Linked DNA regions of Homo sapiens: region 2 is linked to region 1. The links are chromatin loops, found by intact Hi-C in ENCODE. Cell type or tissue: endothelial cell of umbilical vein. All regions are shown on one strand. Each heading gives the region's core, and the rest is flanking DNA. Links, peaks and the distances in the headings are about the cores only.

Region 1 (15,832 bases), core at 6,269-8,768:
CATGGAAACCAAGAAGTGAGAAGCATTTCAGGGGATGATTCTTTTCTTCTTTTTCCTATATGTCCTGGATGATTTTTACTGGTACAGCTAGAGAAGATGAATTTAAATTCAAAAATAATAGTACCTTCTGTGGTTCTGTTTGAGTCTTGCAAGATATTAAGAACAACTTTCCGCAACTCTTGTATTGGCTGGAAGGAAGGAAGAAAACATACAAAATCTTAAAAACATTCATGCAAAAAATTTGCTAAGGAACTTTAACTTCAAATACATGTTTTATAATAAAAGTTTCCTTTTAAAATCTCGTCTAACTATAAATCTTTTGTCTAGCTTGACAGTTTTATAGCTTCATGAGAAAAGTAAAGGAACAGAGAAAATTCTGATTAAGTGTTGGCACACTCGACTTAATGAACAGATGTATTTAAAGTTGTCCATAATGTAATTTGTCTACATCAAATTCTATTTTCCTATTGATTTGTATAATACTGTCAAATATGTATTCCTACATAAAAATTCTGGCCCAATGATGTAAAGCTAGCCACACAGAAAATGCATTTTATATATAGATATAGATATATTTTCTTGAGACAGAGTCTTACTCTGTCCCAGGCTGGAGTGCAGTGGCGCGATCTCGGCTCATTGCAAGCTCTGCCTCCTGGGTTCATGCCATTCTCCTGCCTCAGCCTCCCAAGTAGCTGGGACTACAGGCGCCCACCACCACGCCCAGCTAATTTTTTGTATTTTTAGTAGAGATGGGGTTTTACCGTGTTAGCCAGGATGGTCTCGATCTCCTGACATCGTGATCCACCCGCCTCGGCCTCCCAAACTGCTGGGATTACACGAGTGAGCCACTGTACCTGGCCCCAAACACAATGTTTTTTGAGATGGAGTCTCTGTCACCCAAGCTGGAGTGCAATGGTGCGGTATCGGCTCACCACAAACTCCACTTCCAGGGTTCAAGTGATTCTCCTGCCTCAGCCTCCCGAAGAGCTGGGATTACAGGCATGCGCCACCCCATCTGGCTAATTTTTCTATTTTTAGTAGAGACGGGGTTTCGCTACGTTGGCCAGGCTGGTCTCAAACTCCTGATCTCAAGTGATCCGCCTGCCTCAGCCTCCCAAAGTGCTGAGATTACAGGGGTAAGCCACTGTGCCTGGCCCAGATACAATCTTTGTAGGCATTTTGAGTAATTTTCTCCAGCTTTTCCTGTCTTTCTTCTTTTATTTGTTAACATACTTAGAAAAAAAAACCTTCATGGAAAAGTAATTTTCTGATAAAATTATCTGAGATAGGCTTTATTTTTCAAGTATGTAAACCATGCCATGAAGCAGAAGCTGCACTTTCCCACAAGAAAATTATAGTTGGAGGTTTGTCTTCCTTACCTGGAACTCTGTATCAAATAGATATAAACTGACAATAAAGCATAAAAGCAAAGCTTTCCGTACATTTTTTCAAAATCCAAAATAGAATTATGATTTCAGCTAAATGAATGGGAATAAATGTATAGAATATATTACAAAGAGTGAATTCTATACAACATTCATCAAGCATATTTTATATTTGTATAGCCTTCTGGTTAATGATGGTGGATTAAATATACGTTTATTTCTAATCTCTCTTGAAAATCGACTGAAAGGATAATAAAGGGATTAAGAAGAGGCAATAACCACAAAACATAGGAGAGAAGAAATGACAATAAGGTTTTGGAAGCTGCAGTGCAGAAGGAAGAGAGGTAAACAATTTGATCTACTTGAGAGAGTTGAATCCCAAGCTGGCAGTGTGGCTAAGAAACAACCTGACAGAAAGGCTAAGGAATGGGTGGTAGGGCCCAAATTAGGAGGACTCTTTAGCATCTGTTCAAAAAGCAGTCAGACCTCCAAATCCATCCTGCACCCCTAAACTCTATGCAGCCTAGTAACTGTGTCTGACTCCCTTCATCCTAACAGAAAACTGGGAATGTATTCTGCAAGTCTCTGAGGGATATCATGCAAGATTAGGATAGGGTGCTTTCTGAGAAAAGGAGATAAGCAAAAGTTTCTATGTTGAGGGTTGAGACTCCCTGCTCTCTTCTCTCCCACAGCACTGGCAGCCTGGTGTCTAGCTCCCAGGAAGGAGATTGGAACAGATTTCTCCAGATAACTTGACCAGCTTAAGAGGAAAGACCTAAAGATACTGATATTGAGGGTTTTCTAACTAGTCAACTCAGCCAGATCACCCTGTGTTGAAGCCCCATCCATGTGTCTCGGGCTTTAAATAAGCTTTTTCAGACCCACCTTTTATATGTGCAAACAGCCCAGTTTCACCAGCATCTGTGTAAAGCCTTTAAAGAATAATAGAGAACAAAACAAAAAGAACAAACAAACAATAACAAGAGAGAAAGAAATGAAAAACATTGGAGAAGAAATAGACAATGTAGGAAGAAGAAAACTAATATGGGTTCTAAAAACAAGGGATCCACCCAACTTAAGAAGGATGTAAAGGGAATCTAAAGGTGATGGTAAAGAGATCCCAGAAAGACAGCTGGTGAAGACGGCAGTAAAAAGTAACTTGTTCAGTCTGGAATAAGCCAGAAGGGTCTAGGAGAAAGCTCTTTATCTAAGAAAAAGGAATCAATAGAATATCTGATGTTTTCAAAGTATTGAGGAACTTAGACAATTAGCGAAGAGTTTGTGAATTAATTATATAATAAATACTCAGAAAACTAAGCAAAGGCAAAACAAGACAATAACTCCAGGAAAAGTAGAAAGTTGTGCTTGAAAGGCAAAGTAATCATAGTATATATTGCATGGCTCAACATATTCATGTATTTTTTTTTTTTTTTGAGACAGTCTTGCACTGTTGCCCAGGCTGGAGTGCAGTGGCCCGATCTCGGCTCACTGCAAGCTCTGCCTCCCAGGTTCATGCCATTCTCCTGCCTCAGCCTCCCGAGTAGCTGGGACTACAGGTGCCCGCCACCACGCCCGGCTAACTTTTTTGTATTTTTTAGTAGAGATGGGGTTTCACCATGTTAGCCAAAATGGTCTCGATCTCCTGACCTTGTGATCCACCTGCCTCGGCCTCCCCAAGTGCTGGGATTACAGGCGTGAAACACCGTGCCCAGCCCATATATTTCTTATATATTCATAACAATGTGAATGCTAAATAGTGACCAGAATTTCCATGACTCTAATGAAAGTATAAGGAATGGCAAAGGTCTATAAGGATGGTAAATAGGGGTGTGTATTTGTGTGTGCTGGGGATCTGTGTATGTATGTGTGAAAGAGGGCTAAATCTTCACTCTGCATAGCTGGAAGTCCATAAATCATATCTAAAACTGAAAAATCAAGAAACAGAAACACGTTTTCTGAAACTATAGAGGTTAATATAAAAATAAATCAGTTTGCTCTAGGAAGGGGAAAATGGGAGGGAAGGAAGGCAGAGGTCTTACTGAACGAAACTTATCAAACTACTTGACTGCTTAAACTATGTGCATGTACAATTCTGATTTTGAACCATTATGGAAAAAGGTATCACACAGAATACAGAACATGACATGGAAAATGACATTTTAAGGAAAAGCATTATAAAACTATTTGATGCAGTTTTTGTAAATAATAATTATATAGTTTTTTTTTCTAAATTTTAGAATTAAAAGTTATTTCATGCAATGGCTCTGAATTATTGATTTAAGGATGCTGACGTATTGGGTTTAATATATTTTTAAGTTCTTTATGGTAAGGTATGACTTTATAAGTGTTGGATATTGATGTTGCAAACTTCTAACCATCATATTACAAACAACAACAGAGAACTCACATGAAAGAGAATTTTAAGAAGTTACCCACCCAAGACAGATACTCACTGTTGCCCCATTTTTAATGGCCTCTTCATATAGCCCAATAACATCAAAGGTGCCTTTACTTGCCAACAACTTTGCTTTGCAGATCCAGAATTTAGCAAATTTTTCAGCTTCAGGAATGCTGGACAATATGTTAAGTATTTCATTAGAAGGTACACCCTGAAATAAACCAAAATATCCAGAGGTAATTATTACCATTTCACTGTTAGTCTCACATCTCCTAATATTTATTACAGCAGGTATGCAGAAATTGGTTTGATCACTAATATTTTTGAACTTTTAAAAAAATTTCAATTTTACTGAGGTACAATGTACATGTAATAAAATGCACCTGTTTTAATTATCCATTTTAATGATTTGAGATTAATAATAATTATTATTTTTTTTTTGAGATGGAGTCTTGCTCTGTCGTCCAGGCTGGAGTGCAATGGCGCGATCTCGGTTCACTGCAACCTCCACCTCCCAGGTTCAAGCAAGTCTCCTGCCTCAGCCTCCCCAGTAGCTGGGACTACAGGCACATGCCACCACATGCTCGGCTAATTTTTTGTATTTTTAGTAGAGATGGGGTTTCACCGTGTTAGCCAGGATGGTCTTGATCTCCTGACCTCGTGATCCGCCCACCTCAGCCTCTTAACGTGCTGGGATTACAGGCATGAGCCACCATGCCTGGCTTAATTTTTCTTTTTTTTTTTGAGACAAGGTCTTACTCTGTTGCCCAGGCTGGAGTGCAGTGGTACGATCACAACTCGCTGCAACCTCTACCTCCTGGGATCAAGCAATCCTCCCACCTTAGCCTCTCGAGTAGCTGAGACCACAGGCATGAGCCACTGAGCCTGGCTTCCTCATCATTAAATTTTAAGAGTTATATGAGACCAAATAGAAAATGTTTATCATAGCTGAAGGTAAGAAATATGTTCATTTTTACATGGTACAAAAACAAAACAAATCCTAGAGTAAACATTTACATATTCATAATATTCCATATTTATAATAACGAGAACACTGAGTAGTGATGAGAATTTCCATAGGACTAATAGCAGTGTAAAGAATGACACAGGCATGCGAAGGTCATAGGGGTGTATATGTGTAAGTGTCAGGGATTTATGCAGGTGTTTATGAAAGAGGGTTAAATCCCACAAAAAGATAATTTGAAATGGATTCACTGGTTTGGTTCCCTTCTGGCTTGTGCCGTAAGCAGGACAGTGACATGGACCCAACGAATGGGGAGCACTACCATGCCCAGAAATCCAGGTACTGGCACACTCAGCCAAGCAGCACCTTCTACTGCTAGAAATGGGGGAGACGCAAAGGTAAGTTCACAATTGAGAATCACTAACATTTGAGAAAACCAACACTACATGAAAGAGGCATAAAACTCAACAAACAAGAATGAACACTGGAGCAAAGAGGAATACTTTTAAGAGTATCACAGTCAATATCTTCAGAGTGATAAGAGAGAGTATTGCTATCCTAAAACTAGAATGGGCTGTTATGAAAAATAACCAACAGAAAGGCAGAACAACTGCATGGACAGCGCTGAAGAATACATCTGTGAGCTGAAAATTCAGCTGTGAAATCCTCCTAGAAACCAGTGTAATAAAACAATGAAGTGAACAGTATGAAAACAACATTTAGAGTTCTGAAGGATATATCCATTACTCAATAACTCCAATATCCATCTAAGAGAGTTTCTAGAAGGAAAAAAGTTCAACACACAAAGTGGTTGTAGAAGAAGAATTTCAAGAAATGAACAAAGAAACAGTTGTTCAGGTTGAAAAGGCTCTCAGATAGTTAAGCAGGATGAATGGGAGAAAAAAATATAATAGAAAACCAAAGATAAAAAGAAAATCGTACAAGCTTCCAGAGAGGGGGAAGAAAAGGATTACCTATAAAGGAATGAGAATCAGACTGACGTGAGACATTAACAAATCAACAACTCCAGATGCAAGAAAGAAAATGAAGCAGTCACTTAAATTTTTCCAGGGAAAACAAGCTGAAATTAAGAAATTTCCCCCAGCCAAACTATGATTCCAGCATGAAGGCAAATAACAAGTTTCACAAGAATACAGACTCAAAAGGTTTGCCATTCAAAAATCATAAAGTCACTAGTGAGTAAACTTTAGAATTCACATGAAAGACTTGAAATAAAAGTAACTGCAGGCCAGGTGCAGTGGGTGGTTCACACCTGTAATCCCAGCACTTTGGGAAGCTGAGGCAGAGGACTGCTTGAGGCTAGGAGTTTGAGACCAGCCTGGGCAACACAGTGAGACCCTGTGTCTACAAAAAAATGTAAACTATAATGGGTGTAGTGGTGTGTACCTGTAGTCCTAGCTACTCAGGAGGCTGAGGTGGAGGATCACTTGGGTCCACCCAGGAGGTTTAAAGTTGCAGTGAGCTATGATGGCATCACTGCACTCCAATCTAGGCAAAAGAGTGAAACCCTGTCTCTTAAAAAAAAAAAAAAAATGAAAAAAGGAACTGCAAGAAGAATATGATATATATTCTGCAAATCATGTTTGAGCTTACATCTATCACTTTATTTTCATTTCAGTGTATTATTTTATGAAATAAAACTAGATTAAACACAGAAATGAGGAAAAAATAATTCATGTAAGCTGAATTACAAAATAAAATAGCAGGCATAAGTTTAAACATACAAGTAATCATAATAAATGTGTACGAACTAAATTTGCTTTTTAAAAGCAGAGAGTTTCAAATTTGTTTAAAACATTTAACTGTGTGCATTTATATGAGACATACCTAAAATAAGTCAGCCCATGAAGGCTTAAAGTAAAGGGATGGAAAAAGAGCTACCAGAGCTACCAGACATATTCTAACAACAAAAAGCAGGTGTGGCAAGATTAATCAGACAAAAGAAATCAAAGCAAGTCATGAATCTTTCTGTACCTAACAACATAACTTTAAAAAATAGAAAGTAAAAATTGACAGACATATGAAGAGAAATTGTCAATGATTAATCACAGTGCCAGTGACAGACTTTGGCATATTTCTTTCAGAAAGCAATAGATCAAATAAACAAATAGGATATACATTATTTTCAAACACTTTTGGAACATTTACCAAGAATGATCAGATATTAAGGCCACAAAGAAAATTTCAACAAAATCCATCAAGTAGAGTACACATAGGCCACATTCACCAACTACAATGCAATATAATTAGAAATTAACAGCAGAAAAAAAAAATCTACACATCTGGAAATTAAAAGATACTTTTCTAAGATATTTTTTGGGTTAAAGAACTCAAAATGGGAATCTCAAGCTATTTAGAAATGAACAATGACAAGATATGTCAGTTATGAAGCTTTTGTCTATTGGCCCCAAACCCCATCCTCTGCTTTGTGATGCTGGGGATAAAACTCTGTAAAACTTTCTGCTGGGCAGCAGCTCCCTGCTCAGCTCTGCCAGCAGGGGGCACGAGAGGGAGGCTGCAGGGATGGAGAAGGAAGACACTTGCTTCTTCCTATTTGCTTTCATCACCCCAGCAACGGTCCCTCACCCTGGCAGTAACAGTTGGTTCTAGCATCTTTTTTTCCCCCTCAGAGCCCACCTCCCTGTGCAGCTTCAGAGCAGAAGCACCAAATGGATAGCATCTTTTCCTCAAAATCTGAGCCCCAGCCCTGCAGGGCCTCTCCTCCATCATCTGCTGGGTAGTATGCCTTCCTTACAGTTGGAGTCCCATTTCTACCAGGGTTTGTCTCTCCTGCTTCTTGGTTCTGATACCCTAACCTCTCTTTGTTCTCCTAGACCCAGTGGGTACAAGCTGCTTCCTACAGTTATCACATTACCTCAGGTTCCTGTGTGCTGTCAGCCCTGTGTGTAGCACCCACACTCCTTCTGATCCCTTCAGCATCTTGTGCACACAGGCTTACCGCGTGCTTTCACAGCCAGCATCTGTGCTCCCTCGTATGTGCCCAGAGAGTGAGAAGTGCCTGACAATTCTTGTCCGCCCGAGGCAGCCATGAATAAATGACCATGGAAGCTTTAACAATGTAGCTCCCTTGCCTCTGATCAGGATGACTCTGAGAGATGTGACCTACACTGTCTCCAGAGCTCCCCTGTGGGGCTGTGCCAGAGTCACCGTCCATGGATTCGCTTTTCTGATCCTACAACTTCACTCCCCTCCCAGTTTTCCCTGGAGTGTCTTCCTAATAAACTACTTTCACATGGATTCTCCTCTTAGGCTCCACCTCTAGAGAACCCACATAAGATACTGTGTAACCAATTACATTCTTTCTGTGGTTTGTTTTTCAGACTTGATCCTGACTGATAAAGAGTATTACTTAGTCAAATCTGAGGGATATGACCAAAGTAAAATTCAGAGGCAAATCTGCTATAGCACTGAACATATTTATAAAAAAAAAAAAAAGAAAGACTCACTTTTAAATGATCTAAGGTTTCAATTAAAAAGCTAGGAAAAGAGCAATAAATATAAAAATAGATGCAGACATTGATGCAAGAGAAAAAATAATCAATAAAACCTGAGGTCTTTTAAAAAGATTAATGAGAAAAAATCTTTGGCAATAAAACCTGAGATCTTTTAAAAAGATTGAGAAAAAATCCCTTTAAAAAGTCACAAAATTACTAAAGTTGACTCAAGATATATGAACTCTAGAACAATGACCCCATAACAAATTGAGAGGATATATACAAAATTATCCTCCAAAGAAACACGGTCCAGATGATTTTTATGGGCAAGTTTTTATCAAACCTTCAAAAAATAAAAATAATTCTCATGTCATACAAACTATTTTCAGTTTATAGGGCAAAAAGGAAAATACTCAACTCATCTGCCTAAGTCAGCATAACATTGGTACTAGGAAAACACAAGAAAAGACAACCAAAGTACACAAAAATGTGAATAAAAGAATTGCAACTCACAAAAATATAATACTTCATTTCTCGACATACCTATACTGTATGGACATGCATGAAAACAGAATGAATGACTGGCAATGGTGGTCACCTCCAGAGAGAAGTTTGGGATGCCTAAGTATGTATGTTTGTAGAGGGAGAGGGCTGATCATTTATCTGCATTACTTGAAATGATTTCAATAATAAAAAGGTACTCATTTTTAAATAATACAACAACAAAAAAAGAGGATAAGAAAAAGAACTCAAGTTCAATTCCACAAGGAGAAATAGTTAATATTTAACTGGATGTTGTGAAAATGTTGCCTGGAGTAGACTTAAACTGAACTTTTCCTTTTTTTTGCTGATGTTCAACATTACCAGCCAAAGGACTGAATGAGTTTTGCTCTAGGCAAGGATCTTAGAAGTTTATTCCATCATTTTTTATTAATATATTTTTCCTTCAGGAAAAATTTCTCCTAAGGATCATACTCTTTGCCTACCATCTATTTTATCCTTATCTGCAGAATCCAAGATAAAATTTAAATACTATTTGTAGCTACCCAGAGTATTCAGAATACTCCAACTTTACACAGAAACTTGCCTTCTGACCTCAGTTTCAATGTTAAATGTGTACTCTTCAGAACTTGATACCCAAAGAAAGCAAAGTTCCTTTTGGAGCCAGTTTGTTTGGATTAGTTTTCCAACTTCTTTGTGCCTCAGTTTTGTTTGTAAAGTGGTCATAGTAACAGTGGTTATGATAATTATGTGAGATAATCTTAGCTAAGTGCTTATAAAAGCACAGATACACAAAAGACACTGTTTATGGGCATGTCATTATTATTATTACTCTGTATTTACAAGAGTAGCTAAATTTCTACTTAGATGAAGGCTATCTCTCCTATATTATATTTAGGAATATGTTTAAAAATTATAAGACTTTGGGCCAAAGCTGGAGGAGCTTATCTTCTTCACTTACCCCTTCGATGAGGTTCAGACATTCTGTCAGAGTGTTGTTAATTTTACTGGACAGTTCGAGTTGTGCTTTCTTTTCTTCCTCTTCTTTTTCAATGCTCTTCCAGAATGAAATATTCATTTCCTTTATTACTTTTCTTTTTGTTTTAAGTTCCATAGGAGGCCGTTTATAGGTTTTTCCCTTAGATTTCTGCCATTCTTCTAGTTGTTTCCTGAAATTCAATTAAAGGGAGAGTGGTTTTATTTATTTTTAAACATAGTCAAGCTGCTAAAGTATATGATATGTATAGATAGAGTATAATTAAATACTTTCAACTACAGACAAAATCAGGAGAATGGAATTAAAAAACAATTTACAAATGGGTAATGGCAGCATTGGGTTGCGCCCACCCACGAGAAGGCAGACACCAAGATTCTAAGATCACACGTGGCCAGCACTTCAGACTTCAAATAGAATTCGTGATTATGCATTATTTTTCTCGGAAAGTTTTCACTTCACTATATGCTACTTGACACTTGCTTTCCTAAGACATCCCTCTATTTTTGAGATGACTAACTCAGCAATTCATTTCTCTCACGCATAAGCTGTCACTCAACCCAAACCCACCAAGCCTGCATTCTACCCTCAATAAGGTCTTGGTGTGTAAACTGACCCACTTCACCTAGTTCCTTAGCCCTCTCTTGACCAGACATGACTCTTTCATAAGCTAGACCTATAAAGTCAGGGCTCTTAAGTAGCTGATCTCTGATAGTGCCAAGTGTCCCCCACTGTTCACATTTTCCACTCCAGCTTCTAACAGGTGATAGACTGCTTTTTGGGGGTAGGGGCACCAAGACATATAGACCTCATGTTTGGATGTAGACACTCCAGTTTCTTTAAATTACAACTACATATTAATAATGACTTCCAAGTGTACATTTCAGTCCAGATCTCTCCCTGGATCCCCAAACTTTGTAAAACCCACCGCCTAGTTGATATCTTTTGATGTCTGACAGGCATTTCAAATTTAATACTGTCACAAACAAAGTTATTGATTTTCATCTCTGCATCTGTTACAAATTTTTCTTACTTTGGTAAATAGCACCCCAGGCTGTGTCACTGCCAAGAACTTTCCACAGCTCTTGGAATAAAATTCAAAATATTTTCCAAGGCAGAAAGGCACAGTGTAATCTGGCTCCTGCCTACCTCTCCAACCTCGTATCACACTAGTCTCCCTGTCACTCACCCCCTCCAGGAGCTCAGGTATCCTTAAAGTTTCTTTTCTTTTTTTTTTTTTTTTTTTTTGAGACAGTTTTGCTCTGTTGCCCAGGCTGGAGTGAAGTGGCATGATCTCAGGTCACTGCAACCTCCGCCTCCTGGGTTCAAGTGATTCTTGTGCCTCAGCCTCCCAAGTAGCTGCAATTACAGGCGCGTGCCACCACACCCGGCTAATTTTTGTATTTTTAGTAGAGATGGGGTTTCACAATGTTGGCTAAACCGGTCTCAAACTCCTGACCTCAAGTGATCTGACCACTTCAGCCTCCCAAGGTGCTGGGATTACAGGCGTGAACCATTGTACCCTGCCTCCTTGAAGTTTCTTGATCCAGACTCATTCCTGCCTTAAGGTCTTGCATCTTCAGTCCTCCCCTCAAATGACACCTCCATGAAGACGCAATTACCTGTAATTACCGTGTCTTATTTAGTCAATGTGTTGGTTTTCTGTCTCCTCCACTAGAGTGTAAGCTCTATGAAGGCAGAAACCTTGGCAGTCCAGTTCCCAGCACAGTGCCTAGCACACATAGGTATTTAATAACACACAGTAAAATTCACCTTTTAGTGTGCAATTCTGAGTTTTGACAAATGCATCAAGTCATTTAAGTCTGACTATTATCAAGCTATAAGATGGTTGCAACACTATCACTAATTCCCTCATGCTCCTTGGTAGTCAGTCTCACCCCTAACGCCCCCCTCCTGGCAATCACTGATCCGTTTTTTGTCTTTATAGTTTTGGTTTTTCCAGAATGCCAATAACTAAGTTTTGAATGAATGAATGCTATTAACTCTCATTTCTGACTCCAGAGCAACATCCATGCAATATTTATTATTTCAGCCCCAAATACTGCCCCCTCACCTTCACTCCAACCACCTACTTGATGATACAAGGTGAGACATTTGGCATGTGCTTCCTCCATGTTCCTAGCATTTTCCCTATCTCCTTAGCCTTCCTTCTAATCATAAACGAAGAGTGAACTTTCCCTTTCTAAAGGCAACTTACTCCTAGGACCTCGATGCCATAATTTTGTTTCTCTAGTACTTTCTATATATACACCAAACAATTAGCTCCAGAAAGGTAAAGACTCACTGTGTGCTCATCACTGTGTCTCCTAGCGCCTGGCACACTGCAGGTGCTGAAGAAACACCTACAGAATGAGTGAATGAATCTCTCCCTCTCTAGACTCCTTCTCTTTTGTAATCAAACATGTTCAACCTGCAACACAGTCTTATGACCAATCCTCTGTTGTCTGACCTAGGCTGAGCTCCAGGGCTGGGACCCTGACTTCCTTATTCACCACCTCAAGGTCTCTGCACTCACTTCTCTTTCTGCTCAGGATTGTTTTTCTTCTTGTCACCAGTCTTTTCTCAGACTTAGGTCTCAGCTCAGACATTGCTGTTGAAAGTACTTCTACTGATCCTTTTATCTAAAGCAGCCATTCCAGCCCTACTCTCTTGATCATAGCACCCTGAATTAAGTTGTTTACTTACTGTCTCTTCAGGAGGGCAAGGAGCTTGGTGGTGGTGTTCAGGGCTGTACCAAGCTGTACCTTGCTTCACCCTGCTACACTTTTTAGCAACCATCTAATTTTACATGCTCCCTTCACTCGTCAGAAATTTCCTTATTTTCTACTTCAAGCAGGTATACATATGTGCTTCTCCTGGGAGGCTCACCCACTTCATGAGACTACATTTGGTCCTGGGTAGAAAGTGTACAAAATCCACTGGCTCAGTTTTAATCAATGTATGTTAATATTAACCAACCTGAGATCTTGATTTCCACGCCTGGCTAATTTTGTATTTTTAGTAAAAACAGGGTTTCTCCATGTTGGTCAGGCTGGTCTCGAACTCCCGACCTCAGGTGATCCGCTCACCTCGGCCTCCCAAAGTGCTGGGACTACAGGCATGAGCCAGCGTGCCCGGCCTAAGATCTTGATTTCTACCATCTGAACTCTGTATTTGAACTGACTGCTCCTGCTTGAGCTTACTGGCCAAAACTTGGCCCACTCAGACTCACGGAAGTTTCTGGTTCTTCCCTGGTAACTTTTCTGAACTTAACCACTGGTTTGCTTGACAAGAGATTACCATCTTCTCACTTCCTAGCTATGTGAACTCACTTATCTGCTCTATTGCTGTTCAGTCTAGCACGGCACTTATTGAACGAGTGTCTACATCTGCACCCCCTACTTCTTACTCATCCATTCTGTTTCAATTTCTTAAAAAGAAAAAAAAAAAGCTATTGTAAACATACGATTACAGAAAATGATTTATAACATGTGTATGTACCACCTAGCCCTGTCAAGTCTTAATATTTGTTATATTTGCTTCAAATCTTTTTTCAGACTGTAGTTAAAAATTACTTAGGAGCCATTATTTATGGCCTATTTCCTGACCTAGTCTTCTTGATGGTCAATTTGCCTAATCATCTTAAGTTGCAAAAGCTTAGAATTAAAGCAAAGTACCTTCGATCCTCTGCTGTTGCCTTCTTTTTAATATTTGGGTTTGTTTGGGTCCCATTTACGGTTGTGACATCAGCTTGAGTTTTGGGAGCTGTCTTGTTCAGAAAATGGTTCTGGGGAACAGCCTTTTTCAACTTGGAGTCCAAAGTCTGTGCTTTTTGCTGAAAGCCATTATTGTTATGTTTATTACCACTGGTTCCATTTGGTCTTATGCTAGGGGTGCTTGGAATGGCTGAATTAAATCTGCCAACTGTCAAATTAGGCCTCTGGCTTATGGCTTTTGACTTTTGCAGTACACATGATGTCTGAGGTATACAAACTTGGCTGGACTTCTGATCTTGCTTGATGTTTGGATGTCTGTTGTTATATTCACCCTGAAGCAAACTGGGGTATGTTCTGGGTTTGGTGTGCTTCACTCTCTGTTCAGTAACAGGGTATGACCGTATCTTAGTTTCATTTGGTCTTTCATATTGACTCCTATTAACCTTTATATCTTTGATGTTCTTGACTACTGGTTTCTTTGATGACTGAACTTTACTAAGGGTCCGAATAAAGTGAGAGGGAACCGTCCTTGAGGGTTTTACTCCTGGTCTTGCAAGATCTGCTCCTCTAGAGAGTTGCTGTGATTTTACTGGGAAAGTCCTGCTTTGTGTTTCTCCAACAAATTGTTTATTAACCCTATCTTTCAGAACAGCACTATTAACTGAACTTTTGCCCAAGGCTTGTTTAGGAACTAAACTGTTCTTGGTTTGATTATAAGAGTCAGTCTTTGGCTTACTTCTGGTATATAATTTAGGATCTGGCTTCCTCTCAGGTTCTGTTAAGATATCGAGCAAGTTCTCTTTGTTTGTTTCTTTTAGAAAGTTATCCAAAGATTCGTTTTCAACATGGATATTATTCATAAAGTCTATACATTTACCATTTCCTTGATCTGTTAACTGCTGCTTTGTAGTTTTCAATTGCTCTATATTAAGTGACCCCACAGGTTTTCTTGACAGTTCTCCTGTTGTGGACGATCCAGCTTCACACTGTTGAAAACTCTTGCTAGAAGGCTTAGAGTATGGGTTAGAAGAAACACATTCTGAAGTCAGCCTTTTGCCCAGAAGTTTTGGTGGCTCCAACTTCGGCTTCTGGGACCCTGCAGTATTAGGTGGTCTGGGCTGGAGTTTAATGCTGATGGACCTTTTAGGTTTGACAGGCAAAACAACATGGTTGGTAACATCATTTTTGGGTCTAATAGTCTGAAAAAACAAAGAAAATACATATTAAAAAATCCTTAACATATCTTATTGTTTTTAAAATAATAACTGTGTTTAACACATGCTAAAAAAAATAATCATTTTTAGAATTTCATCTAAGAAAGTTGAATCCTCAGAAAGTAAAGAAAGACTCACTAATAGGTAGTTTTTGTGTTTTTTTTTTTTTTTTTTTTTTGAGACAGGATCTTGCTCTGTCACCCAGTCTGGTGTGCAGTGATGCAATCTTGGCTCATTGCAACCTCTGCCTCCTGGGTTGAAGCAATTCTCCCACCCCAACCTCGCAAGTGGCTGGACTACAGGCGCATGTCACTACACCTGGCTACTTTTTTGTATTTTTAGTAAAGTTGGGGTTTCACCATATTGGCCAGGTTGGTCTTGAAGTCCTGACCTCCAGTGATCCACGCACCTTGGCCTCCCAAAGTGCTGGGATAACAGGTATGAGCCACCACACCTGTCCTAACAGGTAGTTTTTACAACTTGAGTTCCTATCAGAAGTATATTAGAATCTTTTAGCTTGACAGAATTAAGCAGAGATGCAGTGAATATACAAAACTTGCTCTTTCAAAAATGAATTTGCCTCAAACAGTAGTTGTTGAATGCCTATTATATCCTAAGTGCCCTCCAAAGAACCCTGAAAAAATACATACATAATGAACTTATGTTAGGGTACCTCCCAACAAATCTCTCCTAGTACTTTGTATAGCCACACTATATGTTTTTTAAACCACTGCCTTTGTAAACATCACAGTATCACTCAAGAACCTCTGTCTCATCCCTGGAGATCAGTGACAAGGAGATAGGTGGCAGATGATGTGAGGCCTGAGATATGCTGCCACAGCTCTCAATAAACATGTAACATCTTAATAGTCATATTTGTAAAATCAGCCAGGACAGGGTTTTAAGGTTAGAGTCTATGTTAATAATAAACAAATGTTTAGTCATGTGATTTAAGTTTGGATAAGAAAGGTAGGACTCGATTACAGAGAATTTTGAAAACTAGGGAAGGGAGTTTAGAATTCATATGGTAAGTAATTGGGCAAGCCACTATGAATTCCTGAGCATCTCTCATGAAAGCAATTACTCAGAAAGGAGAATTTCACAGAGATTTATGGAATATGTTTCCAGGGTAAGATATGGGAATGCTAGAGTTACCACTCTATTTTTGATTTGACAAATATTGT
Region 2 (15,832 bases), core at 7,662-10,161, 62 kb after region 1:
CTCTGCATCTGTAGGGATCCAGTTGTTTCATTTCTCGTTGTAGCAAGAACTTGGCTTTGGAATCAGACAGATTGATGTTTTCTATCATTCTAAATGGGTGCAGCTACACTTTCCTCAGGAGGTAGTTCTGAAAATTTAACAAAATGTGAATTTCTTGGTAAAAAAAAAAAACCTCAAAAATATTCAGTTTCCTTTCCTTTGTGTCTGATGTACTCCATCAAATACTTGGAAATATGTTTCTCTCATAGAAATGTCATTGATCTTTGTAATTCTGATTATCCACAAACCTTGGGGATTAGCTGTTTCAATGTTCCTATTTTACAGATAAGAAAATGGAGCCTGTGGTAAGTTAAGTGAGTTACTCATGGCTACTTAACTAATATTTTACTAGGTGATAGGCCAGAGCTAGAGCCCAGGTCACCTTCTTATCAATGCTCTGCCTTGTCTCTGTGCCTTCCTGTCTGTCTGTATGTGTATGTGCCTGTTGACAGTAAGGCATAGTTTAACCCAGTAGAACTACCGGTTTGTAATGAATTCCACTTGTAAATGACTGACCATTCAAGGAACAAGTGTTTTTTCTATGCTTGACACCTGTTTTGGATGCCAAAAAGGATACAAATGTAACTTCAGACACTCTGGGCCTCATTTTGCACTCATTAGCATGTCCAAAATTAAAAAGACTGACCACACCAAATATTGGTGAGGATGTGGAAGAACGGGAACTTTCATACACTGCTGGTGGGGATGTAAAATGGTACAATCCCTTTGGGTAACAGTTTGACGGTTTCTTAAAAAGTTAGACATATATATTTACCATATGACTCAGCCCTTCCACTTCTAGGTCTTTACCCAAGAGAAATGAAATGCTGTGCTTTTACAAATGTCTATACAGGAATGTACATAGCAACCTTATTTGTCATTGCAAAAAACAGAGACAATTCAACGTTGTCAAGAGTGAATGGATGAGCAAGCTGTGGTCTGTCTATGCAATGGTATCCTACTCAGCAAGACAAAGAGATGGGCTAAGGATACGCACAGCCATAAGCATGAATCTTGACATAATTGGGCTGAAAGAAGCCATACATGAAGGAGTATATACTCTGTCATTTTATTTATGTAAAATTCTAGAAAATGTAAATGAGCCTATGGAGACAGAATGCATCAGTAGTTGTCTGATGTTAGGGGGCAGGGAGTTGGGAGAGAGGGGTTACCAAGGGGCGTGAGGAAATTGGGAGTGATGGATATGTTCATTATTTTGACTGTAGTGATAGTTTCACTGGTGTGTACATTTGTCAAAATTATCAAATTGCATACTTTACATTTGTGTAGTTTTTTCAATGTTAGCCGTACCTCAATAAAGCTGTTAAAAGACTATACTGGCTGGGTGCAGTGTCTCATGCCTGTAATTCCAACACTTTGGGAGGCTGAGGCCAGAGGATCACTTGAGCCCAGGAGTTCGAGACTAGCCTGGGCAATACAGAGAGACCCAGTCTCTACCGAAAAAAAAAAAAAAAAAAAAAAAAAAAAAAAAAAGCCAGGCCTGGTAGCATGCAACTGCTGTCCCAGCCACTTGAGAGGCTGAGGCAGGAGGGTCACTTGAGCCTGGGAGGTGAAGACTGTACTGAACCATGATCACACCAGTGCACTCTAGGCTGGGCGACAGAGTGAGACCCTGTCTTTAAAAAAAAAATAAGAGAGACTCTCTGGACCTCATGGTTGTGCGGATGTAAAGGAATTGTAGTAACAGTAATTCCAATTTCCCTAGTTCCTGTTCTCTTCTGACCAAGAACTTGGAGCTGCCAGCTAGTCTCAGCCTGGTGTATCTCGGAGTCCTCAGAGGCCATCTTACATGAAAATCGGTCTTGCAGCTACAGTCCCCCAGGCACTGTTCCTGTTATTGCTGAGAGCTCATTGCCTGTGAAGCTTCATGATGGCCCAGCACTCGCCCTGCTGCTGCTGACCAGGGGAGAATGCGGGTGTCCACTGTGGAGGCCTCTCTCCTCTGAGGACCCATGTGTGTGTTTTAAGGCCTGTGGCCATTCTGCATTCGGGTAGGAAAGAGGGCATCTCCCTGGTACTCACTGTGTCTTGGGCACTTTTTTACACTCACATCTCACAGTGAAAATAACGCCTCCAAGCCTCTTTCTCTGTGACCTCCCATGGCTGAGCAGAGACAGCTGCTAAAGAAACGTACTGTGCTGTTTTCTCACGCCCCATTCCTCCGCGTGTTCTCCCCGCCCTTGCATACAGATCAGTTCATACTCATACATGACTTCCTGCTGCTTGCCCTGTCAGACCACCTGACATGTCTGGACGAGTCTATCCTAGCATGGGCACGAGGCCTCAGCTGGGCATTCCCTCCCCACCGTGGGGCCAGGTCTTCATGGCAGCTTCCCCGGCAAGTACCACGTACAAAAGACTTTTCCATTTCCCAGTGCCTCTTCTTGGGCTCCAACTTAGAGGTGGAAGAGCCAGAAGGAGGGGAAAGAGGTGAAGAAAGAGTGAAGGATGGACCTGCTGCCCTTCCCCGGAGCTGTGGGTCGGGCTGAAAATTGAATGGGCTGTGGGGTTGATGTTTTTCTTTTTTTCTCATCCCCCAACCTCAATTCTCATCATGACATTTTCCAAACATACAAGTTAAAAATGAGCATAATGAATATCTGCAAACTCAACTTCCAGAGGTTTTAATTTTTTTTTTTTTTTTTTTTTTGAGATGGAGTTTCACTCTTGTTGCCCAGGCTGGAGTGCAATGGTGTGATCTCGGCTCACTGCAACCTCTGCCTCCCGGGTTCAAGCAATTCTCCTGCCTCAGCCTCCCGAGTAGCTGGGATTACAGGCATGCACAACGCCCAGCTAATTTTGTATTTTTAGTAGAGACGGGGTTTCTCCGTGTTGGTCAGGCTGGTCTCGAACTCCCAACCTCAGGTGATCTGCCTGCCTCAGCCTCCCAAAGTTTTAATTTTCGAATATAAGTTTTGAGTGGACTAACCTGGAATGAGTTTTAATTACTAAAATGAGACTTTTATCTTCTTTTTCAAAAATCCAGTTAAAAAATAATAGTATTATTATTTTGTGTTTTTTAAAAAAGATCCAAGTTCTACATGTAAACAGTCAAATGGTTTTACAAAATTTGTTGCAAAAAATAATCAGATTCTTGCCCTCTTCCCCCATCTCTCGCTTCCTATCTGGTGTTTAGTGCTTGTTTCTTAATGACCGCTTTTACTGTTACTTCTTGAATTTTGAGTTTTACGTATTAACAATTATCTTTAGAAAATGAGGATTTAGGTTCTTTGTCCTGCCCTAGTCTATACCACACACATCCACATTTCCTACCTCTTGATCTTCCTAATGCAATTATATCTTCATTTTCTTAGACTAGTAATGAGTGCTTGTATCATTATGAATATGTGCTATTCAGAAGTGAACCATTAGTAAACTAGGTATTTTTCTTTGTTTTTTTTCCCCCTTATTTGCATAGTTTCCTATGTACTTATCATGAAGGCTGGATATAGTTTATATTGGTGGTCTTCTTTAAGAAAACAAATATAAAATTGTAAACACAAAATTAGGTATAGGGTCTTGGAAAGGACTCTTGCAGATTAAGTGTTCTGAAATTTAAATTTGATTAACTTTACAGTAAATCCACCTCTGATTATCATTAATTTCACTTTAAACTTTTCACGAATTATTTAAATCTCCTCTTAAGACATTCAGATGTATTAGGCAGTTTCTTTTTATCTTAGGAAAAAAAAATTCCTAGCGCTCTCTGACCTGCTCCAAGTTGGACTGGTGGCTCCTTGTTGCTGTGCCTGCTTTCATCCTGGGATCTCCCTTCACCATCAGGATTGCCTTCACCTCATTCCAGTCTTGGATCTTTCTTCTTGTTTCTTGAGTATTTTTTTTTTTTTTTTGCTGCATTCCCTTCAGTGGCCTCTTGGGAAAAGATGTGTAGGGAGAAAAATTTTCTTTAGAAACTTGCATATCTGACAATATATTTATCCTATCCTGACATTTGGTAGATAGTTCAGCTGGGTACAGAATTCTAATTAATTTTCCTTCCTGATTTATAAGACATTGCTCCATTTTCTTCTGGCTTCCAATATTGCTGCTGAGAAGTCTGACACCATTCAAATGCCTGATTTTTTCCATGTGATTGTTGTTTTCTGTCTGGAGTGTTGTAGGATTGCCTCTTTATCTACAGTGTTCTGAAATTTCATGACGTAGGTCTTTCTTCATTCATTATGGTAGACACTCAGTGGGCCATTTAATCGGGAAAAACATGTGTTCTTCAAGTTCTACAAACTTTATTACTTCCTTTTTCTTGTGTCTTTCTCTGGTCTGTTTTCAGCCCCGAGTCTCTTAGATCTGTCCTCTAATATTCCTATTGACTTTACTTCATTTTCTAAGTCTTTATCCTTTTGCTTTACTTTCCGAGAGACCTGCTTAACCTTATCTCCCAACTCTTTTATTGAATTTCATTTCTTTTACTATATATTTTTTACTTTGAATACACCTCTCTCTTCCTCACATTTTCCCCCATAGTATTTTGTCTTCAATTGACAGTTCTACTATCTTATTACTCTGGAGATATTAATAATAGTTTTTAAATTTTTATTTATTTTTATTTTCAAAACAGTGTCTTACTCTGTCACTCAGGCTGGAGTGCAGTGGTGTGATCATGGATCACTGCAGCCTTGATCTCTGAGCTCAAGCTATCCTCCTGCTTCAGCCTCCCAAGTAGCTGGAACCACAGGCATGTGTCACCATACCCAGCTAATTTTTTTGTTTTTGAGGTGGAGTCTCACTCTGTAGCCCGGTCTGGAGTGCAGTGGTGCAATCTGGGCTCACAGCAACCTCTGCCTCCTGGGTCCTGGTTCAAGCAATTCTCCTGCCTCAGCCTCCTGAGTAGCTGGGATTACAGAAACACACTACCATGCCCAGCTAATTTTTGTATTTTTGTAGAGACAGGGTTTCACCATGTTGGCCAGGCTGGTCTTGAACTCCTGACCTTGTGATCTGCCCACCTTGGCCTCCCAAAGTGCTGGGATTACAGGCGTGAGCCACTGCACCCGGCCACTAATTTTTAAATTGTTAATAAAGACGAGGTCTTGCTATGTTGCCCAGTATGGTCTTGAACTCCTGGGCTTAAGTAATCCTCCTGCCTCAGCCTCCCAAAGTGTTGGGATTACAGGTGTGAGCCACTGAATCTGACATTTTTTAAAAGTTTTCTTCTCTTTACCAAGTCTTTTTTCCCCTTTCTGCTTTTTTGGGTTGTTTTATTTTGATCTCTATCTTGCTAGAAACTTTCTGCAGACGTTTAGTAATACTAGATTTTTGAGAGTGGGCAACTGGAAAGCTGATTGGAAACTCTGAATACATGGGTGAGGCTTGTTGGCTGTGAGTGTCATTGCTTGATGTCCTGGCAAGGCCAATGGGTTTGGGACCCCTACTATTAGTATAGGCCTGATTCCCTGGGAAAGGCTCTTTTGATCTCCTGCCTGGAGGATAAAGGCCTGGCTACCAGCCTTCTGTGTGTAATGTGAGGGAGAAGGGCTGGAGTATTCAACATCATGCTGAATCCTTTCAATGATCATCTTGTTTTTAGTAATCTCCTACCTTAACTCTCTGTCTTCTGCTAGTATGGGAAAGATGACCTGAAAATCTAACCATTTATTTTTCCCCCATTAATATCATTTTATGATTATTCAGAAGTTAAATAATTGTCATGCTGTCCTCCAAAAAGACTGAATCAACTAGCAACAAATAAGAATTTTCTCACAGCTCTGCCAGCATTTTAAAAGAATAGCTTTATTGAGCCCAGGAGGTCAAGGCTGCAGTGAGCTGTGATTACACCACTCTACCCCAGCCTGGGTGACAGAGCAAAACCCTGTCTCAAAAAAGAAATTTAAGGAACAGCTTTATTGTTGTAAAATAGACATACAATAAACAGAGCACATATTTAAATTGTGCAACTTATACTTTGATATAACCCTGTGAAAACATCACCACAATCAAGATAGTGAATATATTTATCACCTCCTGATACAGTTTAGCTCTGTGTCCCCACCTAAGTCTCATGTTGAATTGTAATCCCCAATGCTGGGGGAGGGGCTTTGTGGGAGGTGATTGAATTGTGGGGGTGCACTTCCCCCTTGCTGTTCTTGAGATAGTGAATGAGCTCTCATGAGCTCCCCTTCACTCACTCTCTTTCCTGCTGCCATGTGAGGATGTGCTTGCCTCTTCTTTGCCCTTCTGCCATGATGTGTTTCCTGAGTCCTCCCTAACCATGCCTCCTGTACAGCTTGCAGAACTGTGAGTCAGTTAAATCTCTTTTCTTCATAAATTACCCAGTCTCAGGTGGCTCTTTATAGCAGTGTGACAAGGAACTAATATACCTCCTAAGTTACCTCAAGCTTCTTCTTAATTCCTTCTCCTCCCTTCCTTCATTGCCAAGCAAACAACCACCTGTTTTCTGTCACTATAGATTAGTTTACATTTTGTGGGTTTTTTTTTTTTTTGAGACAAGGTCTCACTCTGTTGCCCAGGATGGAGTGCAGTGGTGCGATCATAGCTCATTGCAGCCTTGAACTCCTAGTTTCAAGTGGTCCTCCCACTTCAGCCTCCTGAGTACCTGGGACTACAGGGGTACACCACCACAACTGGCTTAAAAAATTTTTTAAATAAAAATGGGGTCTTGTTATGTTTCTCAGGCTGGTCTCGAACTCCTCGCCTCAAGCAGCCCTCCCTCCTTGGCCTCCCAAATTGTTGGGATTACAGGCATGAGTCATGACTCCTGGCCTAGTTTACATTTTCTAGAGTTTTGTATAAATGGAAACATACAGAATGTATTTTTTTGCGGAGTGGGGGAGTGTTTCTATTTCTTTCTTTCTTTTTTCTTTTTTTTTTTTTTTTGAGACGGAGTCTCGCTCTGTCTGTTGCCCAGGCTGGAGTGCAGTGGTGCGATCTCGGCTCACCGCAAGCTCCACCTCCCGGGTTCAAGCAATTCTCCTGCCTCAGCCTCCTGAGTAGCTGGGACTACAGGCGCCCGCCACCACACCTGGCTAATTTTTTTTGTATTTTTGGTAGAGACGGGGTTTCACCATGTTAGCCAGGATGGTCTCGATCTCCTGACCTCGTGATCTGCCCGCTTCGGCCTCCCTAAGTGCTGGGATTACAGGCGTGAGCCACCGTGCCCGGCCCAAGTGTTTCTATTTCTTAACCAGCTTTCATGCAATCTTTTTTTATTTTACCATCTCTGTGATCCCACTCCCAAAGGTACTAGATGTCGATTGGTCCTTAGGATCAGCTACCATTTGCCCAACTGCTTTCCAGCCTTCCAAAAATTTTTTTCTTTTTTTCTTAAAGATACTCCTGTGTGAGGCTCAGAACTCTTGAATTGCTACTGCAAATATGAACTCGGTGATGTGAATGCCAGGGAATTGCCTGATTGATCAAAGAAATGTATCCCCTTCTCCCTCACTCTTGCTGTCTTCTCATTTGTTTTCCCCATCCTTGTGGATTCGTGAATTTAAATATCCCTTTAATGTTATAATATTTTAATGGCGTTTGGCGAAAAGTACAGAATTAGGTGCAAGAGTGCATAGCTGTTATTTTTTTTTTTGGCCTCTGAGACTGTTCATATATGCAAGTTATTTAACAGAAAGTTCTGCAGTGACCTGAGATGTCAGGGGGGTCTGATAGAGTACGTTTGAAGGCAGTTACTGGAAAAAAATAATGCCATTTCTGGTTTGTACTTCGGTAAGTTCAGATGACCCAATATATTGTTTACATGTGGCATTCAGTAAAAAAGTAGCTTCCCCTCCCTTTCTTCTTCCTTTTCTCCTTTCCTGCTTCTATAAAGCATCTGCTTTGGGAAACTTCTTAGGAGGAGAGCTTGCCAGCCCGTGGGTAATGGAGAGGTCTTGCAGAGATAAAAGAGATGCTCCCACTCAATGCAGGATGGTGTGGAGGTAAATGGGGATATGTCTGGCATCACTCAGGAATGGGCCTTCCTGGCAGGGAAGAGAAGGGAGGGGAAAGAGGAAGGGAGTCAAAGATGAATTGCTGAATACGGGGATTCCAGGGCCTGGAGCCAGGAAGAGAACTTTGGGAGGTGTGAACCTGGAGGGCATCAGCTGATGAGGAGCAGCCTGAAGTCCGGGGAGGACCTGTTTTTGGTGGCCAGGAAGAAAGTGCCTTCCACACACAGGGAGGCCACAAGGCTGATGGGCTGGGGGTTGGAAGGACAGCCCTAGGACAGGCTTGGGAAGCAGGCTCAGGTAGGGACTGTGAGGTTCTTGTTGAGTCTTTTTCATTCCTGGTCTTAGAAAATAGAATCCAAGGCCTCTTGAGAGTGGAAGGTGGGTTGGGAGGAGGGCAGATGGGGCTTAGGCCCAGGACACCCGTAGAGCTACTGCCCAGCTGTCTCTCAGGGACTCTGCTGAGGTCACTCCAAGGATCATTCTTAGCCTTGCTAGACAGTACTGACAGAGGGAACCGTAGTATCGCACCCACTTCCTTCTCTTTCAATGAAAGTTTAAAGGTCACCATTTCCTCTGGCAAAGGAAGTTCCACAAATATTCCATTTCCGGTCTTAGAAACAGCAAGGTATCAAGCAATTGCAAACTTCCTGTGCTGGGGAATTCCCAAGGAAGTAGGGGCAGAGTTCTGGTGGAGACAAAGTGAATTCCGAGTGATTAGTCAGTAGCAGTAGCAGTAGCAGTAGCAGTAGCAGTAGCAGTAGCAGTAGCAGCAGCAGAACCAGAATTTCCCCGCACGTGTCTCAGGCTCTCATTTGCCAACTCAGTCTCTAAGTATTTTTATTGGCAGGAAAAATAAAATAGCTATGAGTGAAATAATTCATTAGACCTGAGCCTCCATCAATTTTGTGTTTAAAGGCCTGACTCTCTTTACCTTTCCCTGGGATGGAAGATGCAAATGTTCCTGATGTCACTGTCAAAAAAGAAGAACCAGTGGGTATATTGTATGCTTGAGTTCCAGCCATTTGTCACAATAGATAGAGATGACTGCCATGTGTGTAGACTTTCTATAGACTGTGTGCTAAACCCGACCTGCCACTTCCAAGGAGTAGATGAGGAATGTCCATGGTTCTGGGGAGCCCTACCCCAATTTGGGGCAGACATTCCAAAGCTCATTTTCTGTGGAGGGGGTTGATGGTTAAAGGACGGCCTGGGAGTAACTCGTCTGTACTAGGGCCCAGGAGAGTTACATGCTGCTTCCCATGTTATTCATCATTCCCCCATGTGAATAGCTATGGCGTGAGGTCCAAGGTTAGGGCCTTTCTACCATAAATGGGGGAATAAAATTCCCCTACCAGCCTGAGAAGTTTCTGTTATAAAGAGGCCTTTTTTTTTGCGGGGGTGGGGGAGCAAGCCGACTAATGTGTTATTTCCATACGGTTTGTTTTAAAATGTAGACGTCATATGCAGGAGAGGTGGTGTAGTGAGTCACAACGGGATTAGAAGGACCAGTCCGAAAAGCAGAAGAGGGTCAAGTTCAGGGCACGGAGGACTACTGCATTCAGTGGCGTGAAAGGCAGATGGCTGAACAGGAGGGGGACATTACATTGCTTGTTCTCCTTGAGCCTCGATTTCCTCATCTAAAAAGAGGGTCATTTATTCACAGAACATTTATTAAACTTGTGCCAGGCACCGTGCCAGGAGCTGGACTAAAAATTAAATCCACCCCTGTGAGCTGCTCTGAAGGCTAAAATATGAAGTATGTAAAAGTAACCAAGTGCTGTACACATGCAGCTATTCAATGACTGTGTGGGCATTGCGGCAGATTTTAATTTTCTTTTTTATTTCTTTCTCTTTAGTGAGAGGTGTTGGTTGTTATTATTGTCGTCGCTGTAACTGTCTATTTCACTTGCTTTTTTGTTGCCTCCAGCCCATTCCAGGGCTGTCATCTAGGACACTTCTTATCACCTAAATAACCGGGGAGGCAAAGCGCTTTCTTAAGAGATGGATCCAGAAGAACAATGCTGGTTTTCTGTACAAAAAGGGGCTGTGGGAAGTAGAGATAAGAAGGGAATTGGCCAAGATGAATGTACAGAGCCTTATTTTTTTTATAACACAGCAAGATTAGATACAAAACAGGACAATAGCATCATCTGTTTTTATAACTGGAAAGGACCTCACTTTACAGGTGGGGAAGAATAGAGTGGAGAAGTGAAGAGAATGGTCACAGAGTCAATCAGCATGTCTGCGTCAAAGCTGGGATTCCCGATTCAGGGCTCTTACTACAGTGACGTATGGCTAATATTTTGGCATTGTTTCGGGGAAAAGCTGAAGCCCTGATGGTGTACGTCACTCTTGAGATAGTCTGTAGTCCAGCAGGGAGGAAAGCAAGGAAGGGAGGTGGAGGCAGCATTTTTGGGTGTAACATTTCGTTCTTGTTTTGTGGCCAAATCATAGTGTGATTGGGACAAGCCACTGCCTTTCTCTGAGCCTCCACTTTCTTTTTCTTCTTAAGAGGGAGGGAATAGTAGAGTAAAAGTAGTCATTTTATCAAACACCTGCTATTTTGGAGCCATATTGCAAGTGGGTTGGGGGTTGAACAGTTGGCTTTATTACCCATAGGATTAAATCCAACCTCGATACTGTGGCATTCCCAAACTCCAGTCTAATCTTCTTCTCCATCAGCCATGCCCCACGACACCCTGGTCATATCTGATGTTGCCCCTTGCACTTGCCCCCTCCTTATCTTTGCTTTCTGACCTACCATATGGCTATTGGTTGAAATTCTCATTTTCCAGGGCCTTGCTTAAATATCATCTCATCCATTAAAACTTTCTTGAACCTCCCCTTGCCCTGTTCCTCCCTAATGTCTCAAGCCAGAATTTATTTCCTTTTGTGGCCAAGGGACTGGGTTTGTGACCTCTCTCACGAGACTTAATATTGAGACCAAACGTCTTTAGACCTCACCAGCCAGAGAGATGAGCATCTATGGAATGCAGGCTTTTGCCTGGACTTGCTGATGCAGGGCCTCTGCCTTCCTCCAGGGCCTCTCCTGCTGTTTTAGGAATTTCCCTCATGGCACAGTCCATGAGCTCAGGGTCAAGTTCATACATGTTTTTACTTCTTCTACTCTGCAAATGGTCTTCTTGAACTCTGAGGGTCCTAAAGCTGCTCTGCAGTTTGTGGGGTGAGTAGAAAGGGGCTTTCAAAAGTTGTGCTGTTGTTTCCCACCCCAATAGCATGAAACACAAAGATGCTTACAAATAGCTGCCTTGCTTTCTAGTCCCAACTTCTCTCTCCTGAGGCTTTAAAACAAGTCCCCTAGGTTGAGCTGGACTGGAGTTGTATCCTATCTTCATTATCTGTCTACTCTCTTTCTGCTCTCTAGAGAAGATATTATATATGTGTGTATGTATGTGTAAATATATAATATCCATATATAGAACATATATTGTTATATTTACATATACATACATAACATATGCATGTATTCATATATACATATGTAGTATCAAAGTTGGAATTAAACTGTATATTTTGTAATTTGCTTTTATTTGCATCTATCACTGTAAAATGAATATTTATCCATACCGTAAGATATTCTTCAATGTATTTTTTTTTTTTTTGAGACAGGGTCTTGCTTTGTTGCCCAGGCTGGAGTGCAATGACCCGATCTTGGGTCACTGCAGCCTTGACCTCCCCGGCTCAAGTGATCTTCCCACCTTAGCCCTCTGAGTAGCTGGGACTAGAGGTGTGTGCCTCCACACCCAGCTTTTTAATTTTTTTTGTATTTTTTTTTTAGAGACAGGGTTTTGCCACATTGCCCAAGCTGGTCTTGAGCTCCTGGGTCCAAGCAATCCTCCCACTTTGGCCTCCCAAAGTGCTAAGATTACAAGCATGAGCCACCACACCTGGCCTCAATGTAATTTTTAATGGCTGTATAGTATTCCATCATGTGGTTGTACCCAAAATTATTTAACCAGTCCCCAGTTTATTTCAATTTTTTTTTACTATTTTGAATAATGTTTTAGTAAATACCCACAAAATATGTACAATGGCTGGGCTTAGTGGCTCACCCCTGTAATCCCAACACTTTGGGAGTCTGAGGCAGGTGGGTCACCTGAGGTCAGGAGTTCGAGACCATCTTGGTTAACATGGTGAAACCCCGTCTCTACCAAAAATACAAAAATTAGCCGGGTGTGGTGGCACACACCTGTAATCGCAGCTACTTGGGAGGCTGAAGTAGGAAAATCACTTGAACCTAGGAGGCGGAGGTTGCAGTGAGCCGAGATCACACTACTGTACTCCAGCATGGGCAACAGTGAGACTCCATCTCAAAAAAAAAAAAAAAAAAAAAAAAGTACAATTTGTTGTACCTCCCTGATTATTTCTTTTAAGTAGAATTTTCTTATAATTTTTTTTATAAGTAAAATTTTGAATCAAGGGAGAAGCACCTGGAGTCCTTCAGATACCTATTGCCAAACTGAACTTTTCTGTTCCAGGTTTACTACATTCAGCCTGACTCAGGGTTTGGGGAGTAGAGGAGGGGGTGGAGGCAGAGGGCCTCTCCCTGTCCCCACAGACCTCCCTTGGTGAGGTCCAAGTCTGGACAGGTGGAGTGTGGCATTGCACCGTCAGGTCCTGCTTCCTGTAATTCCCCTAAATCCATCCAGTGGAGCCTCATTGTTCAAGTCTTTTTTTTTTTTTTTTTTTTAACTCCCCTGAAGACGGAGTCTCACTCTGTCGCCCAGGCTGGAGTGCAGTGGCACGATCTTGACTCATTTCAACCTCTGCCTCCCAGGTTCAAGTAATTCTCCTGCCTCAGCCTCCTGAGTAGCTGGCACTACAGGCGTGTACCATCACGCCCGGCTAATTTTTTTTTGTATTTTTAGTAGAGACGGGGTTTCACCATGTTGGCCAGGCTGGTCTCGAACTCCTAACCTTGTGATCTACCCGCCTCTGCCTCCCAAAGTGCTGGGCTTACAGGTGTGAGCCACCAGGCCTGGCCTCAAGTCTATTTTTTAACTCCAGGAGGCCTGGTATTCAGAGGGATTAGGGCTGGCAGAAGGGCCTCAAAGCTTTCAAGGCCTGGGGAATAGGCTGCAGCCTGGTTCAGGGTAACCCAAGTGATTTTGGTTCCAAAGGGACAGGAAAAAAAGTGATTGATATGGAAGTTGTCAAAGTGCAACTGTCAAGACATTAAAAAATGTAACCCTTTTACTAATATACAGTAGACTTGTGTTAAATATTTAACTGATTGTAAAAGGAAAAAACCAGACGCAGTTTTCCCTACCATACTGTCACAACACCTCAACACTGAGTTCTTCTGTGACCTCTAGTCACCGAAATGCTTGGGGATTTCTCCCACCACTAGTCCTCCAGCAGCCGACACCAGTTGGGTGTCCTAATTCACTCCAACACTATCTACCTGGAGTTAGCGTTAGATCCCACAGGTTGAGGGCTCAGTCTCACAAGACTGCCTCCCACTTCAGGTGCCAGTTACAAGTGGTAGGTTGTCACCTATGCTTCTGACTGATGGCTATAAATCTGGGTTTGCTTCCCTCGGGTTCCGTGAATTTGCTAGAGCAGCTCACAGAACTCAGGAAAACACTTAAGTTTACCAGTTTATTCTAAAAGATATTACAAAGGATACAGATGAACACCAGATGAAGAGATGCGCAGAGCAAAGCATGTGAGAAGGGGTGTGGAGCTTCCATGCCCCTCTGGGGCACCACCCTCCAGGAACCTTCATGTGTCCAGCTATCTGGGAGCCCTTCCAAACCCTGTCCTTTTTGGGTTTTTAAGAGTGGCTTTATTACGTACACATGATTGACCGAACCATTGGCCATTGGTGACTGACACAACCTTCAGCCCCTCCACTCCCTCCAGTGGTTGGGGAGTGGGGCTAACAGTCTCAAGTCTCCAATCCTGCCTTGGTCTTTCCTGTGACAAACCCCATCATGAAGCTACTGCATTGGGGCTGCCAGCCAGCAGTCATCTATTAGCATGCAAAAGACACTCTTATTATTCCAGAGATTCCAAGGGTTTTTAAAAGCTGTATGTCAGGAAACAGGAGATGAAGAACAAATATATATTTCACAACATCACACTCGTTGGGGGAATTGACAGGATAGCAAAACTGATTAAAGGAGGATAGGAGAGACTGAGATATATATTTCCATATATATATATAGAGAGAGAGAGATATTTCCATATATATATATATAGAGAGAGAGAGAGAGAGAGAGAGAGAGATGATGCAGATATACATATACATATAATCAGTGGAATAAAAAGTGCTGGAATGAGAAGCAAAGTTAGCTGCATGCAGTGGTTTGTGCCTGTAATCCCAGCTATGCAGTAGGCTAAGGTGGGAGAGTCACTTGAGGCCAGGAGTTCAAGACCAGCCTGGGCAACCTAGTGAGACCCTGTCTCAAATTTATTAAAAAATATATATTTTTAAAAGAAGCATAGTTATATACAAATTAGGGCAATAATATTAATTTGTTAAAAAATGAAGCAAAGTTACATACAAAACAGGACAATAATATAACAGTTGGGTTTATCTTTTCTACTGAACAGAAATAATTTTATATTCTGGTGAATAAAAATTACTTGCCACTCATCAATCTTCTGCAAGTTAACAAGTAACTCTACAGAGCCTTGTGTTCAATCAATGGTAAACAGCAAGTCAAACAAAAATACTTTCCTTTACAGAAGGGGTCAGCAAACTATGGCCCATGGGTCAGCTCTGGCCTCTTGCCTGTTTTTGTAATCAAGATTTACTGGAACACAGCCACACTCATTTGTCATGTGTTGTCTGTTGGCTGCTTTCATGTTGTAATGGTGGTTGAGTATTTGTGACAGAGACCTCATGCTCTTCACGCTGAAAAGATTTACTATCTGATCTTTTACAAAAAAAAATTTGTGGACTCCTGCCTGAGAGCATCAGATGCCCCTTGGGCAGGCAGCTTAGACACTAAAAAGGCACACCTACTCTCTTTGCCTTTTCCTCACATTTGGATAATTTTTAACACAGTGTTTTGGCCTTTTCCTTCTTATGTCTGCTGTCATAAGGGCAGTTCTGCCTTAGTCAGTCTAATTGTTTAGACTTTTGTGATGCTAAATCTGTAAAAATGCAGGGATCCAGCCTGGGTGCAGTGCCTCACACTTGTAATCCCAGCACTTTGGGAAGCCGAGGCAGGAGGATCACTTAAGCCCAGGGGTTCTAGACCAGCCTGGGCAACCTGGCAAGACCGTGTCTCTACAAAATAAAAGAAAAAAATTAGCTAGGCATGGTAGCACATACCTGAACTCCCAGCTACTGGGGAGGCTGAGGCAAGAGAATTACTTGAGCCCAGGAGGTTGAGGCTGCAGTGAGCCATGATCATGCCACTGCACTCCAGCATGGAAGACACAAGACCCTGTCTCAGGAAAACAAAAAACAAAAAACAACTAGGGATCTGGGACATGGAGTAGGGATTTTTTTTTTTTTTAATTTAAATCAGAGCAGCCTCCATTCCACAAAATTGAATAAAAGTTCGCTGGGGCAGGGATTTTAACAGGGAGTTTGGAAGAGAAAGGTGGAGACAGCAGTAAGGAAAATGGATATGAGAGAAAAAGAGAATATTAAGAAATGTTGCTTGGACAATGTACAATTTTCATGGAGTTTGTGGAAATAAGCAAAGGATCAGAATTATTTTAAATTGCTTTTTTTTTTTCTTTTTCGGAGCCAGAACGTGTGTGCATGTGTGAATGTGTGTGTAAGTGTGAGCGTGTGGTGGGTGGGTGGATGTTTTCCTGACTGGAACTCAGTGCTGAAACGGGCCTCACAGTTGCTCATCGTCAGGGAT

The links. A loop is a pair of places that touch in the nucleus more often than their neighbours do. Peaks named below come from ENCODE experiments on the same cell type or tissue, not always from the same donor. Only the 100,000 strongest peaks of a DNase experiment are listed, where the experiment ranks them.
Region 2: a loop joins it to region 1, with 7 times the contacts of the local background. A loop is called at or near these places in 2 of 110 quality-filtered maps.

The regions. Positions count from the first base shown.
Region 1 is chr2:112,742,582-112,758,413 of GRCh38, forward strand. CKAP2L (cytoskeleton associated protein 2 like) reads right to left here. Exons shown (of 9, transcript NM_152515.5): 4 at 13,396-14,633; 5 at 9,686-9,893; 6 at 3,839-3,994; 7 at 125-188. It also overlaps a transcript of NT5DC4 not described here. Among named protein-coding and RNA genes, the nearest start is that of CKAP2L, 14 kb to the right of the region's middle. RefSeq lists an enhancer at 7,424-7,473. In endothelial cell of umbilical vein, for the core only: a CTCF peak has its summit at 7,261 (motif pointing right); a DNase peak (open chromatin) is centred at 7,280; H3K27ac peaks cover 424 bases.
Region 2 is chr2:112,803,479-112,819,310 of GRCh38, forward strand. It overlaps LOC124907871 (a long non-coding RNA gene), which reads right to left. Exons shown (of 2, transcript XR_007087195.1): 2 at 13,591-15,832. Among named protein-coding and RNA genes, the nearest start is that of IL1B, 25 kb to the right of the region's middle. RefSeq lists enhancers at 373-432, 1,830-1,939, 2,022-2,522, 2,170-2,509, 8,135-9,334 and 1 more. In endothelial cell of umbilical vein, for the core only: no CTCF peak of the experiment used is centred there; DNase peaks (open chromatin) are centred at 8,643 and 9,363; H3K27ac peaks cover 2,366 bases.